Regions from separate parts of the Homo sapiens genome. Here region 1 is linked to region 2. A link is a contact called in ENCODE Hi-C or POLR2A ChIA-PET data. All regions are on one chromosome and are shown on one strand. The core of a region is the stretch at or near the end of the contact, and the rest is flanking DNA. Distances in the headings are between cores, read along the strand shown. Region 1 overlaps HEIH (hepatocellular carcinoma up-regulated EZH2-associated long non-coding RNA). Region 2 overlaps MGAT1 (alpha-1,3-mannosyl-glycoprotein 2-beta-N-acetylglucosaminyltransferase).

Evidence for each region. A loop is a pair of places that touch in the nucleus more often than their neighbours do. ChIA-PET counts read pairs that join two places held with the same protein, here RNA polymerase II (POLR2A). Pooled maps may share reads with other maps.
Region 1: a map of PC-3 shows a loop between it and region 2 (7-fold over the local background). The contact joins two enhancer-like sites. A Hi-C loop is called at or near these places in 27 of 168 maps with a recorded cell type or tissue (B cell, CD4-positive, alpha-beta T cell, CD4-positive, alpha-beta memory T cell and 21 more), 9 of 37 single-sample maps with no recorded cell type and 32 of 50 pooled maps. POLR2A ChIA-PET finds 5 or more read pairs at or near these places in 31 of 52 experiments (A549, AG04449, AG04450 and 24 more).

The regions. Positions count from the first base shown.
Region 1 is chr5:180,824,092-180,830,384 of GRCh38, reverse strand. HEIH (hepatocellular carcinoma up-regulated EZH2-associated long non-coding RNA) reads left to right here. Exons shown (of 1, transcript NR_045680.1): 1 at 1-431. It also overlaps a transcript of ZFP62 not described here. Among named protein-coding and RNA genes, the nearest start is that of LINC00847, 3.7 kb to the left of the region's middle. RefSeq lists a silencer at 5,422-5,716. Within about 2 kb of position 3,987, at least 13 of the 41 ENCODE cell types and tissues checked have a DNase peak (open chromatin) inside an H3K27ac peak, as active enhancers do; they include ascending aorta and thyroid gland, where a contact is called at or near this core.
Region 2 is chr5:180,784,102-180,789,716 of GRCh38, reverse strand. MGAT1 (alpha-1,3-mannosyl-glycoprotein 2-beta-N-acetylglucosaminyltransferase) reads left to right here. Exons shown (of 2, transcript NM_002406.4): 2 at 1-4,937. Among named protein-coding and RNA genes, the nearest start is that of MGAT1, 16 kb to the left of the region's middle. RefSeq lists enhancers at 2,860-3,770, 3,771-4,682. Within about 2 kb of position 4,241, at least 23 of the 41 ENCODE cell types and tissues checked have a DNase peak (open chromatin) inside an H3K27ac peak, as active enhancers do; they include ascending aorta and thyroid gland, where a contact is called at or near this core.

The sequences.
Region 1 (6,293 bases), core at 2,738-5,237, 41 kb before region 2:
TCTGGCCTGCGTTCAATCAGCAGAAGCTTCCTGGAGGAGCAGGAGGAGGCACTGTGCTCGCATCACATACCAGTGGCCAGAAGTTGGCTTCAGGGAAGCTCAGGAAATAGGATGCGAGAAGCCATGAGACCTCCCCAAACTCTGCAGTAACAGAGTCAACAAGACAATGGCTTAAAGATGGAGAGACCAGTTGATCGGTCACACAAGCTGTTCCACGATAATTCTTGTGTCAGAAGGGGAGGCTGACTACCAGGACCACTGGCCCCACTTCCAGCCCCTCCATTCTGAGTACACTTCAGAGGGCTCTGGCAGGGTGAGGGGGTCTTGGTGGTGCCACAGAGAGTAAAGGTCTAGCACACCCATTGTGGAGATATTTCATGGGGACAACCCAGTGACTTCACTTGAAGTAAAGTGGGATTTTCCAACCTTGAGATTCTTATTTTCTTTGGTATGCGTGTGGAAGAAGTATGAAGGTGGGGGTTGGGAGGGAGAGCAAATGAGCTGTGTGTATGAGGAGCTGGGGCCTGGCTCTTGACAATATCACCCACCCCCACCCCAGGCTTTCCTTGGGGCAGAAAGACTATGGCCGGGGCTTTCAGTGTCGGCTCCGAGGTATAGAGGTATAACCAGTGCTTTTGGCTAAGTCACGTCACTGATGAGCTTCTCTTTCCACCTTGGCAAACCAATTCTTCTGTAAAATGGTCTTCAAAGTTTCTTTTTTAAAGCAGAGAAACTTATTTTTCAGATAAAAATTTAGATAGAACTATCGGGGGAACCCGATAGGGGCCAGATATCGGGGGAACCCACCCCCAATATTTCAACATAGGTTCTTTCTATTTTCCATAAATGTTGGCCGGCTGAGAAATAAAGAGTACAAAGAGCGGAATTTTACAGCTGGGCCACCGGGGGTGACATCACATATTGGTAGGACCGTGATGCTCACCTGAGCCGTAAAACCAGCAGGTTTTTATTAAGGATTTCAAAAGGGGAGGGAGTGTACGAACAGGGAGTAGGAACAAAGATCATATGCTTCAAAGGGCAAAAGGCAGAACAAAGATCACATGCTTCTGAGGAAACAGGACAAAGGGCAAAAGGCAGAACAAAGATCACATGCCTCTGAGGAAACAGGACAAAGGGCAAAAGGCAGAACAAAGATCACATGCCTCTGAGGAAACAGGACAAAGGGCAAAAGGCAGAACAAAGATCACATGCTTCTGAGGAAACAGGACAAGGGGCAAAAGGCAGAACTCCTGATAAGGGTCTATGTTCAGTGGTGCACGTAGTGTCTTGATAAACACCTTAACAGAAAACAGGGTCTAAGAGCAGAGAACCGGTCTGACCAAAAATTTACCAGGATGGAGTTTCCCAATCCTAATAAGGCTGAGGGTACTGCAGGAGACCAGGACGTATCTCAGTCCTTATCGCTACCGCATAGGACAGACACTCCCAGAGCAGCCATTTATAGACCTACCCCCAGGAATGCATTCCTTTCCCAGGGTCTTAATTATTAATATTCCTTGCTAGGAAAAGAATTCAGCAATATCTTCCCTACTTGCACGTCCATTTATAGGCTCTCTGCAAGAAGAAAAATATGGCTCTTTTTGCCTGACCCCGCAGGCAGTCAGACCTTATGGTTGTCTTCCCTTGTTCCCTAAAAATTGCTGTTATTCTGTTCTTTTTCAAGGTGCACTGATTTCATATTGTTCAAACACACGTTTTATAATCAATTTGTACAGTTAACACAATTATCATAGTGATCCTGAGGTGACATACATGCTCAGCTTATGAAGATAACAGGATTAAGAGATTAAAGTAAAGACAGGCATAAGAAATTATAAAAGCATTATTTGGGAACTGATAAATGTCCATATTAAAATAAAATCTTCACAATTTATGTTCTTCTGCCACAGCTCCAGCTGGTCCTTCCATTCGGGGTCCCTGACTTCCCGCAACATAGAACCCTCAAATAGATGAAGGTGGAGCTTCTTGGGTAGAGACTGGAGGATTGGGGTGTTGCCCACCGGGCCTTACGGACTCTCCTGAGTGATCTGAGTCACCTCCAAAGAGCTAGGTGTCAACTCCAAAACACCCTGTGTCCCTTTCTTCCATTTAGTAATCGAAGCCTTACCACCAGAGGTTTGGCAGGGCACGTTGAAGGGGTGGGTTGCCCCTCCACACCTGTGGGTGTTTCTCGTTAGGTGGAACGAGAGACTTGGAAAAGAAAAAGACACAGAGACAAAGTATAGAGAAAGAAATAAGGGGGCCCGGGGAACCAGCGTTCAGCATATGGAGGATCCCGCCAGCCTCTGAGTTCCCTTAGTATTTATTGATCATTTGTGGGTGTTTCTCCGAGAGGGGGATGTGTCAGGGTCACAAGACAATAGCGGGGAGAGAGTCAGCAGACAAACACGTGAACAAAGGTCTTTGCATCATAGACAAGGTAAAGAATCAAGTGCTGTGCTTTTAGATATGCATACACATAAACATCTCAATGCTTTACAAAGCAGTATTGCTGCCCGCATGTCCCACCTCCAGCCCTAAGGCGGTTTTTCCCTATCTCAGTAGATGGAACGTAAATTGGGTTTTATACCGAGACATTCCATTGCCCAGGGACGGGCAGGAGACAGATGCCTTCCTCTTGTCTCAACTGCAAGAGGCATGCCTTCCTCTTATACTAATCCTCCTCAGCACAGACCCTTTACGGGTGTCGGGCTGGGGGACGGTCAGGTCTTTCCCTTCCCATGAGGCCATATTGCAGACTATCACATGGGGAGAAACCTTGGACAATACCTGGCTTTCCTCAGCAGAGGTCCCTGCGGCCTTCCGCAGTGTTTGTGTCCCTGGGTACTTGAGATTAGGGAGTGGTGATGACTCTTAAGGAGCATGCTGCCTTCAAGCATCTGTTTAACAAAGCACACCCTGCACAGCCCTTAATCCATTTAACCCTGAGTTGACACAGCACACGTTTCAGGGAGCACAGGGTTGGGGGTAAGGTCACAGATTAACAGAATCTCAAGGCAGAATTTTTCTTAGTACAGAACAGAATGGAGTCTCCTACGTCTACTTCTTTCTATACAGACACAGTAACAATCTGATCTCTCTTTCTTTTCCCCACAGCACGTGCCCAGCTTCCTTTCAAGTCTCTGGCCAATGCAATGTGAGCAGAAGTGAAGGGGCAACTTTCAGGTGATGACTTGGAAAAGAAAGCTTAGTCCTCTGCTTCTCCTGTCACCCGAAAGAGAAACAGAGGCTTGTCTTGTTGAAGCCAGTGTGTTTGGTGTCTTTTTGTATAGTGGCTTAGACAGTGGCCTAACTAGAAGACCAAGGCTCAAAGGAACACATTTTGAGCTTCTCCACAGTTTGAGAACCTCTACATTACCTACACCAAGCCTTCCCCAGCACTCAATTTATGGAAGACCATTTCTCTTCTCATGACACATGTCCTCATGTTGCTTTGGCCTGTTTTAAAGCTTTCTCAACTCCATCTCAATAAAGAAATCTGCAGCTTTGTTGGATGAGAGGATCTAAAAAGTTCGTTCTTCCAATCGGTTGTAAATATAGACACTAATTTATAAACTGACACAGGAACACACAGCAAATTAGTAGAAAATCCGATTCCTGTTCCCTTTTCTCCTTGCATTGTTTCCTGCCAATGCTCACCATTTCTTTATCCTTTCCACTCTTCCTTGCTCCTCCTTCCCTTTAATTTTTCTCTGTTGTGCCTAAATAAGCTGTCCATGCATGGCACTCCATGGGCTCTGATAACAGACTCAACAAGACAATGACTTAAAGATGGAGTGACCAGCTGATCAGTCACACAAGTTGTTCCAGTGTAATTATTTTCACAGGTGTCTCAGTTTGGATGATAAATTATATGAACACTCTACTTACAGAACAAAGACCTTTATTTATGTCTCTCTTGCTTCAAAGTCCAAGGTGAGCATGCCTGCCTGGCAGCTCTGCCTCAATTCCTTTTAAATCATTCCTTTGTCATACTTCAGCACACTGCTGTCATCTGTATGGTTGAGCTGGACTGCTGCCATGTTGAGTCACCAGTGACTTTTTGATTCTTTAATTCCCAGTTTGACTGGCATTCCTCTGTGTGTGTGTATTTAGTTCTATGCAGTTTTATCACATGTGTAGGCTTGTGTAACCACTGCCACAGCCAAGATACAGAACAGCCAAGTTTGTTTTTGTTCACTGTCATCTCTCCAAAACCTAGTGCAATGCCTGGCAAAAAGACACTCAGTACATACTTGTTGATGGGGGAATGAATGAATGAATGGTGTGCTAATTGGGGTTTTAAGATGCAAAACCCAAGCAGTGTAAGTGAGGTACATGTGGCGGTCTAGAGGTAGGACCAGCAGGATAGCTGTGCCGTCTATCTCTGGGCCAGGCAACTGCTGCAGTCCTACCATGTCCCCAGCAGATGGGCAGGGGAAAGGCAGGGCCCAGTCTTTACAGGGGCAGGTCCTGGAGTTGCACACCTCACTTCCCCTCATATCCTACAGGCCAGAACTTAGGTGCAGGTACACACCAAGCTGCATAGGAGGCCGAGGTAGATGGTATTACTTGCCTGCAATTCTTCCTTCCCTCTTTTCTCTTACTAATGTTCACCAAAGTGGAGAGTACTTTTCCACAACTCATGCAGGGCTTTGGCCAATGGAATGTGGGCAGAAGCGAGTTTGTTAGTTCTGAGCTGAGGCCTTAGGAGGCCTCTTGTGTCTCTGCTCGTCCTCTGGCCCTGTTGCCACCCCAGGTGGTCACTGGTCCAGAGGATGAGAGACAAGTGAAGCAGCCCTGACTCGGCTCACAGCTTGAAGCAGAGCGGCCTCCACCAGCCTGCAAGAAAAATAAATGACTTTTTTGATAAGCCACTGAGAGTTTGAGGTTGCCTACCGTGAGCTCAGCCTTAACTGAGTGAGTTCTACTAGTAACGAAGGGGAGAATGAACATTTGTGGACTTCGAGCATTCTGCAGTATGAGAGGGGCCCCTCTCTGGATGGAGCAGGGAAGACCTGACCTGTAGGGACTCCTTAGGGGTCCAGAGCAAAGCCCAGGCGGCTTAGTTAGACGGCATGCTCTCCTGGGACTCTCATGGGCAGACAGACTGGAGATCAGCTGAACTGGGGCCAGCTGGAAACACCTCTGTCTGGAGACATCTTGGGGATAAAGGGAAGTTTGGGGTGGGAAGAATGATAATGGAAAGCTGCGTCCAAACAAATAAAACTGTCGCATTAACAAGTTGAAGAAGAGTTTTCCCAGTGAGTCGAGAACTGGTGCTAATAATAGAAGCCTCAAACAGCTGTGCATTTTGCCATATTAAATAGTTCATTTGTGTCTGTCTGTTGCCAGCACAGCTGTAGAGAATGATGCTGCTCCAGTTTGATCCAATACAGTATTTGGAATGCATGGAAAAGATCACTGATGCCTTTACCTGATGCCTTACCTCTGAAGGATATTTCTCCACATAATCGGCCCTCGGTTTTGTGCTGAATGCAGCTGTTGAAGGAAGCAGCTCTCTGTATTACTTGCTGATTATCCTGCCAACAGGAATTTGGGTGTGCGGAAATGGCATCAAATTCTTTCCACTGGGAAAGTGCTAGCAACAAACAAGAGGTTAAAAAGCTTTTGAAAGCACAGCAATTTGGGTGTGAATATCCATTCTGAGGTGGATGAATTAGTTCCTGATAAAGTATTGGCTGCTTATTTGAAACTGGTTGAGGAAAAGAAAACATGGCTTTAAAAAGCTCTTCAAATACAAATATATCCTCAATTTTATCTGCTTTTTACTGATATTTATCTGTCTGCCTTCTATTATGAAAATTTTCAACACTGAAAAATGTCAAAAGAAACCACAAATGCTTTTCATCTAGATTCAATGGTTGTTAACGTTTTACCATATTTGGTTTTTCTCCTCTCTCTGTCTCCCCACAAACACATGATACACACCATTTTTGAAAATAAGTTGTCAGTATGGCATCATGATCCGTAAGTGCTTCAATATGAATCTCCTAAGAATAAAGAAAATCTCCTGTATAACCGCAATACCACTATCATACCTAGGAAACTTAACAATGATTCTACAATCACAACTAATATCCAAGTCATTTTAAAATTTTTGCAATTGTACCTTAAATGTTTGTATGCAGTTTCCCCCGAGAGCTAATCAAGGCTTATGGATTCCATCTGGAGGCTAATCTGGAAAATCTCCCCCACCTTAACTTCTGTTTGGTTTTGATTTACGACATTGACTTGAGGAATCTGGGCCAGCTGTCTTAGAGAAGGTCACA
Region 2 (5,615 bases), core at 2,992-5,491:
GGCAGAGGTTGCAGTAATCCAAGATCATACCACTGCACTCCAGCCTGGGCGACAGAGCAAGACTCTGTCTCGGAAAAACAAAACGCTTTTTGTGACTCACGAACTTGATTTCATGAGTGGGTTTGAAAACCCTGGGCTAGTCCAGGCGCGGTGGCTCACGCCTGTAATCCCAGTACTTTGGGAGGCTGAGGCGGGTGGATCACTTCAGGAGTTTGAGACCAGCCTGGCTAACATGGTGAAACCCCATCTCTACTAAAAATACAAAAATTAGCTGGGTGTGGTGGCACATGCCTGTAATTCCAGCTACTTGGGAGGCTGAGGCAGGAGAATTGCTTGAACCCGGGACGGGGTGGTTGCAGTGACCTGAGATCGCACCACTGCACTCCAGCCTGGGCGGTAAGAGCGAAACTGCGTCTCAAAACAAAACAAACCAAAAACCCTGGGCTAGGCAACTTTCTTGGCAGAAACTACTTTGGAGCTCGACACCAGATGGTGGCAGAGTTGTCTGGGGAGCTGTGTCGAGGGCCGTGGCCTTGGGAGCAGCTCCAACCTCCCATCTGGGCTCAGAAACCAGTGTCAGACATTGGTTTTATTTTAACCTTTGAGATTTGTGTGGAGCGGGTTTTGCCTTCCCCTGTTGCTTAGATGGATTATTTAGCCATATTTTTTGTTAAATAAGGGGAGGTGGTCATTATCCGTGATTTCAGACGTGGAATCGGCCCGGCGATAGCTGCATTGTGCCCTTTCCGGTGGAGCCAGGAGGAGTTTGGCCGCCACGCTCCATGCGCATAGCATGTCATGCAGCTAGCCAAGTGCATTGTTCTGAGTGCTCCAGGATAAGTACCAACTTACTTAGTGCTCCAGGATAAGTACCAACTTAGTGCTCCAGGATAAGTACCAACTTACTTAGTGCTCCAGGATAAGTACCAACTTACTTAGTGCTCCAGGATAAGTACCAACTTACTTAGTGCTCCAGGATAAGTACCAACTTACTTAGTGCTCCAGGATAAGTACCAACTTACTTAGTGCTCCAGGATAAGTACCAACTTACTTAGTGCTCCAGGATAAGTACCAACTTACTTGATCCTCAGAGCAAGCCTAGGCGGTGGGTACTGTTTTGCTCCTGTTTTACCAGTGAGGAAGCAGGCACACAGAGGTGAAGTTGCCCAAGGTCACACAGATGGTTGAGGGAGAGCCGGATTGGAATGAACTCTGTGCTGTTAGCCACTGTGTGAGGCTGGACTGTTCCATTCCAGCCTTTACGGCCTCTTCCAGGCCATTCCCCAGCTGCACTTGGATTCTCAGGCCAGGCACCGGCGGTCTCCTGTGAGGGTGGAGAGGAAGAGGGGGCTGCGTGGCTCGGGGAGGTCCAGGAGAGATGGCGGGAGGAGTAGAGTTTGGGGCCTGCGGTGCCAGAGGACCCCCTTACAAGACGAAAGACTGGGTTCTCAGGCTCCTGAAGCAAGGAGCACCTTCAGGGGTCTCCTGGTATTCACCCATCAAGGCTTGCTCAGGTGGCATGCGTGTGTGCGTGGCGGCTGCCCCCGGGCCCGGAAGCGCCTGTGGATACCAAAGCAAGTGGAAATGCCAGATGGAAAAGCCCCGTGTTAGTCAATGCTGTAGAGTTCAGCCAGCCTCGAGTTTGCAGGTTTACAGAGCTGCCTTGCGCCTGGCTGCTGCTGCTGCTGCATTCCTGCTTCTGCCTCCAGCTGTGACCACCTCCTGCCACTCCTGCTCTCACTGTGGGTTCCTGCTCACTCTGTCTCCAGGACAGACTGCCTTCCGGGCAGCCTTCCCTCCTCAAGCCTCTTGGCCTTTGCAATCCTCTTACCTGGGTCACTGGTGGGATCTCATTTGTGGATCAAGTCGCCCCCAGTGGAGACAAATGTCTGATGGAGTCTGGCCAAGGCCCTCCTGAGCCTTCACTGGGCCCTGCATGAGAAGCCTGCCAAGGCTGAGGGGCCAGGGAAACGGAGACGAAGCCCTCAGAGCAGGCCAAGAGGGTGGGAGGTGGGGGGCATTTAGAGGGTTAGATACAGAGCACCCCTTTACAAATACCAGCTACTGGCTTTTCGTATTACATGTTCATTTTAGATACAACATACTGCACACGCTCCCTTAACGTGTGTTTACGCGTGGGTGGTGTATCCTTCCAGACGTCTTCCTCACATCTATACATAATATGCATAGATAAAACATTTACCACCAAAACCCATAGTGTTATGTACATATTTGTCTGGCTGTGTAACTTTAAATAACATACAAATGTATAGAACAGAAGCTTGCCCTCTTTCTGAAATATCTAACGTGGGATTTCAGGCTTTCTGATGAGACCTCTGTAGAGGTCAGTGTTTTGCCACCAGAGGTCCTTCAGCCTCCATCTGTTCTCCCACCTACCCACATTCTGGCCCCTGGCAATTCACAGGGAGTTTAGGAAGTAGACACCAGGGCCCTATTTCCTGGAGACCAGCCTGGTGGCCGATGTCATAGAGTGCGGTGGGCCTGGGCCGGCCCTGCTCTGGGCCCGTGACCTGCGTGTCTGACTCGGGTCCAGCTGTTCTTCCTGCCAGAGCCTCTTCCTGTGAGGCGGGGGTAACACAACCTTCTGTGGTGGCTGTGGGATTAATCCGTATGGCTGCATTGTGAGTAAAGCCTGGTGGAAATCTCTGTCTCCACTGCTTTCCTTTTCCTGCTGTTCACCTTGGCTCCCTCGACACTTAATCCCCCTCCACATGTGTCTGGAGCGGGCAGAGCGGGGGCAGTTGATAGAAAGGGGGCCGGGTAGTGCCAAGGCTGTTACTTTCCCCCACTGCCTCCCTTGGCTAACTTGAAGTCTGACCCTTTATACCAGAACTGTAAGACAGTGTGTCAGAATGGATTCAGTTGCAGAGCAGGAAGCCTGGATCCCAGCGCCGGACGGAAATGAGAGGTCGATGGTGCAGGCTGGTGTGGGGGTTCCTCCACCGTCAGGGCCCAGGCTCCTTCTCAGGTCTCAGTCTCACTCTTCTTAGCACGAGGTCAGGTCTCATTCCTTGGCTGCGGGAGCTCCAGCCAGCACACGTTTTAGGAAGAAGGAGGAAGGAAGAAGGTAAAGGGTGGATGGCAGCTGCCTCCTCCTCTCTTGGAAGCTCACAGAGCGCTGGGTCACAATTCCCTGGGTAGAACTGGATCACACAGGCACCCCTGTCAGCAAAAGAGGCTGGAAAAAGTATTTCTGAAGCTGAATCAAATTAAGATTCCTGTTACTAAGAAGGGAGTGATTGTATGGGCGACTACAGGGACCACGGCCATACACGGTGCCTGGAAGACCAAGCTTGTGACAGTGACGAGGATTTGGAGAGGGCAGGGTGATGGGGAGCTTTGGGGGGAGTGCATTAGGAACCCTGACCTGGAGAGGGGCAGAATGAAACCTGCGGGCCCCTAACCCTAGTGGGTTGTTTGAGAAACCTGTCCTACTGTGGCAGGGGGCTGAGTCTTCTCAGGGTCATGCATGAAAACTGAAATTCCTGAAGGCCACACACAGCCCCGGAAGTGCTGACTGACAAGGGCACATGCCAGTGATGCAGTTTTCTTTTTTGTCTTCACTTTTGTTGTTCCGCCGTCTTCAACACATGGCTCCCAGCTCACAGCAAATGCTGCCCTGGTTCAGCTACCAGGAAGCAGGAGAGGGGAAGGGAGGGCAAGCCTCATTCTTTATGGAACAAAAGCAGTGGGCAGACAGCCTTCCCTCACGTTCCACTCACTGGAATGTGGTCTGGCTGCCTTCCCTGCAGGAGGTGGGATGCACCCTCAGTGCAGCAGCCCTGCCCCAGCCAAAAACGTCTCAGCACAGCTGTAAGAAGAGGAAGATGGCTAGAGACAGGCAGCCTTCCCTGCAAGGGCAATGAGGCAAGCCTGCCAAAAGCCTCCTTTGGAAATACTGTTTGATTACTTTTCAGAGTTTCTATTTAGGAAAAGGGCAAAACCTTTCAGGATCAGGAGTAGGTGAGCGGCGATCAGGCCTCACTCTTCACCGAGGGCCTTCCCTGAGGAGGGGCCTGCAGGACGCTGGCAGCGGAATGGGGCTGTGTGGCTGCTAGATTAGGTCATGGCAGGGAGACAGCCTCTTCCTGGTTCTTGCTAGAACAGGCACACTTGGGGCCTTGAGCTCCAGGGAGTTCATGGAAGACATCTGACTACCCTGAGCCCCTTGCTGGAGGGTTCTGGGGAGTGGCCCACGGCCACCGTCACCCATGGCCACCGTCACCCACAGGGGCCGTGAGGACATCCCTGGCCAGCATCTAACACAACCACATGGGATGCCCTAAGCAACTACTGCCCAGCCGAGGGCTGCCTGAATTTCTGACTCACAAATGGTGGGCAATGTGAAACGGGTATTTTAAGCTGCTGAGTTCTGCGGGAGTTTGCTGAGCAACAGTAGAAACCAGAACTCTCGGATACTGTGTTCTGTCCTTGAAACGGTGGAAGATTTTATGTGACCAGAATGGAATGTTTGAACAAATATTTTGAGAATAGAATTTTAAAACATTTACTCATCAGCATCCAAGGGTGGGGAGCAGTGTCATCTAGGAGACTGGTTCTATTATTTACGTAGATGTTCTTGAATTAAAGGATGGGAATATTTTTTCCTTCCAAAACTTTTTTTCAATTTTATATTCTGTTTTTCAAGTTTTTATTATGAAAATATTCAAACTCACAGGGAAGTTGAAAGACTAATACAAAGAAGAACCATACTCTTTCCACTGACATGATCCAACGAGGAATATTTTGCCACACGGCAAATATATACCGTATAATTTTCTGTACCACTTGATAGAAAGGTAAAGAATGAATATTGTTTTTTAAATAACTTTTTTCGTATATAAGTAATATGTGCTTATCGTGTAACTACCTAAAAACATTGAAAAATAAAAGGAAAATAAAATTCATACATAACCGCCCTGCCCAGATTAACTATCTTTGGTTCTTGGCTTGCTGAGCAAGCTTCTGACCTGAACTTGGTCTTCATTGGGCACGGCTGCCCTCTACTGACAGCTGGGAGTCCTCGGCCTCCTTATGAATGAATCAAGCCAGTTGGTTCTGAAACTGCAGAACAGAGCCTGATGGCCTCATACCTGGGTTTTTAAAAATCAAAATCTGGCCGGGTGCGGTGGCTCTCGCCTGTAATCCCAGCACTTTGGGAGGCTGAGGTGGGTGGATCACGAGGTCAGGAGATCGAGACCATCCTGGCTAACACGGTGAAACCCCGTCTCTACTAAAAATACAAAAAATTAGCTGGTCGTGGTGAAGGGCGCCTGTAGTCCCAGCTACTCGGGGGGCTGAGGCAGGAGAATGGGTGAACCCGGGAGGCGGAGCTTGCAGTGAGCCGAGATCACACCGCTGCACTCCAGCCTGGGAGACAGTGCGAGACTCCTCTCAAAAAAAAAAAATCAAAATCTTGGGTGAGGCCTCACCTGAAATATCAAGTGTGACTTCCCTGTCCTTGTCATATTGCTCCCTTGAATTGGAGCCTGCCCTGATGCCCGCCTGGCTCCAGGCCAAGCCCTAGCAGTTCTCCACCCCAGTTAGACAGCATGCAGCTGTGGTTCCAACGCCCCTCCCTCAGCTGAACCGAT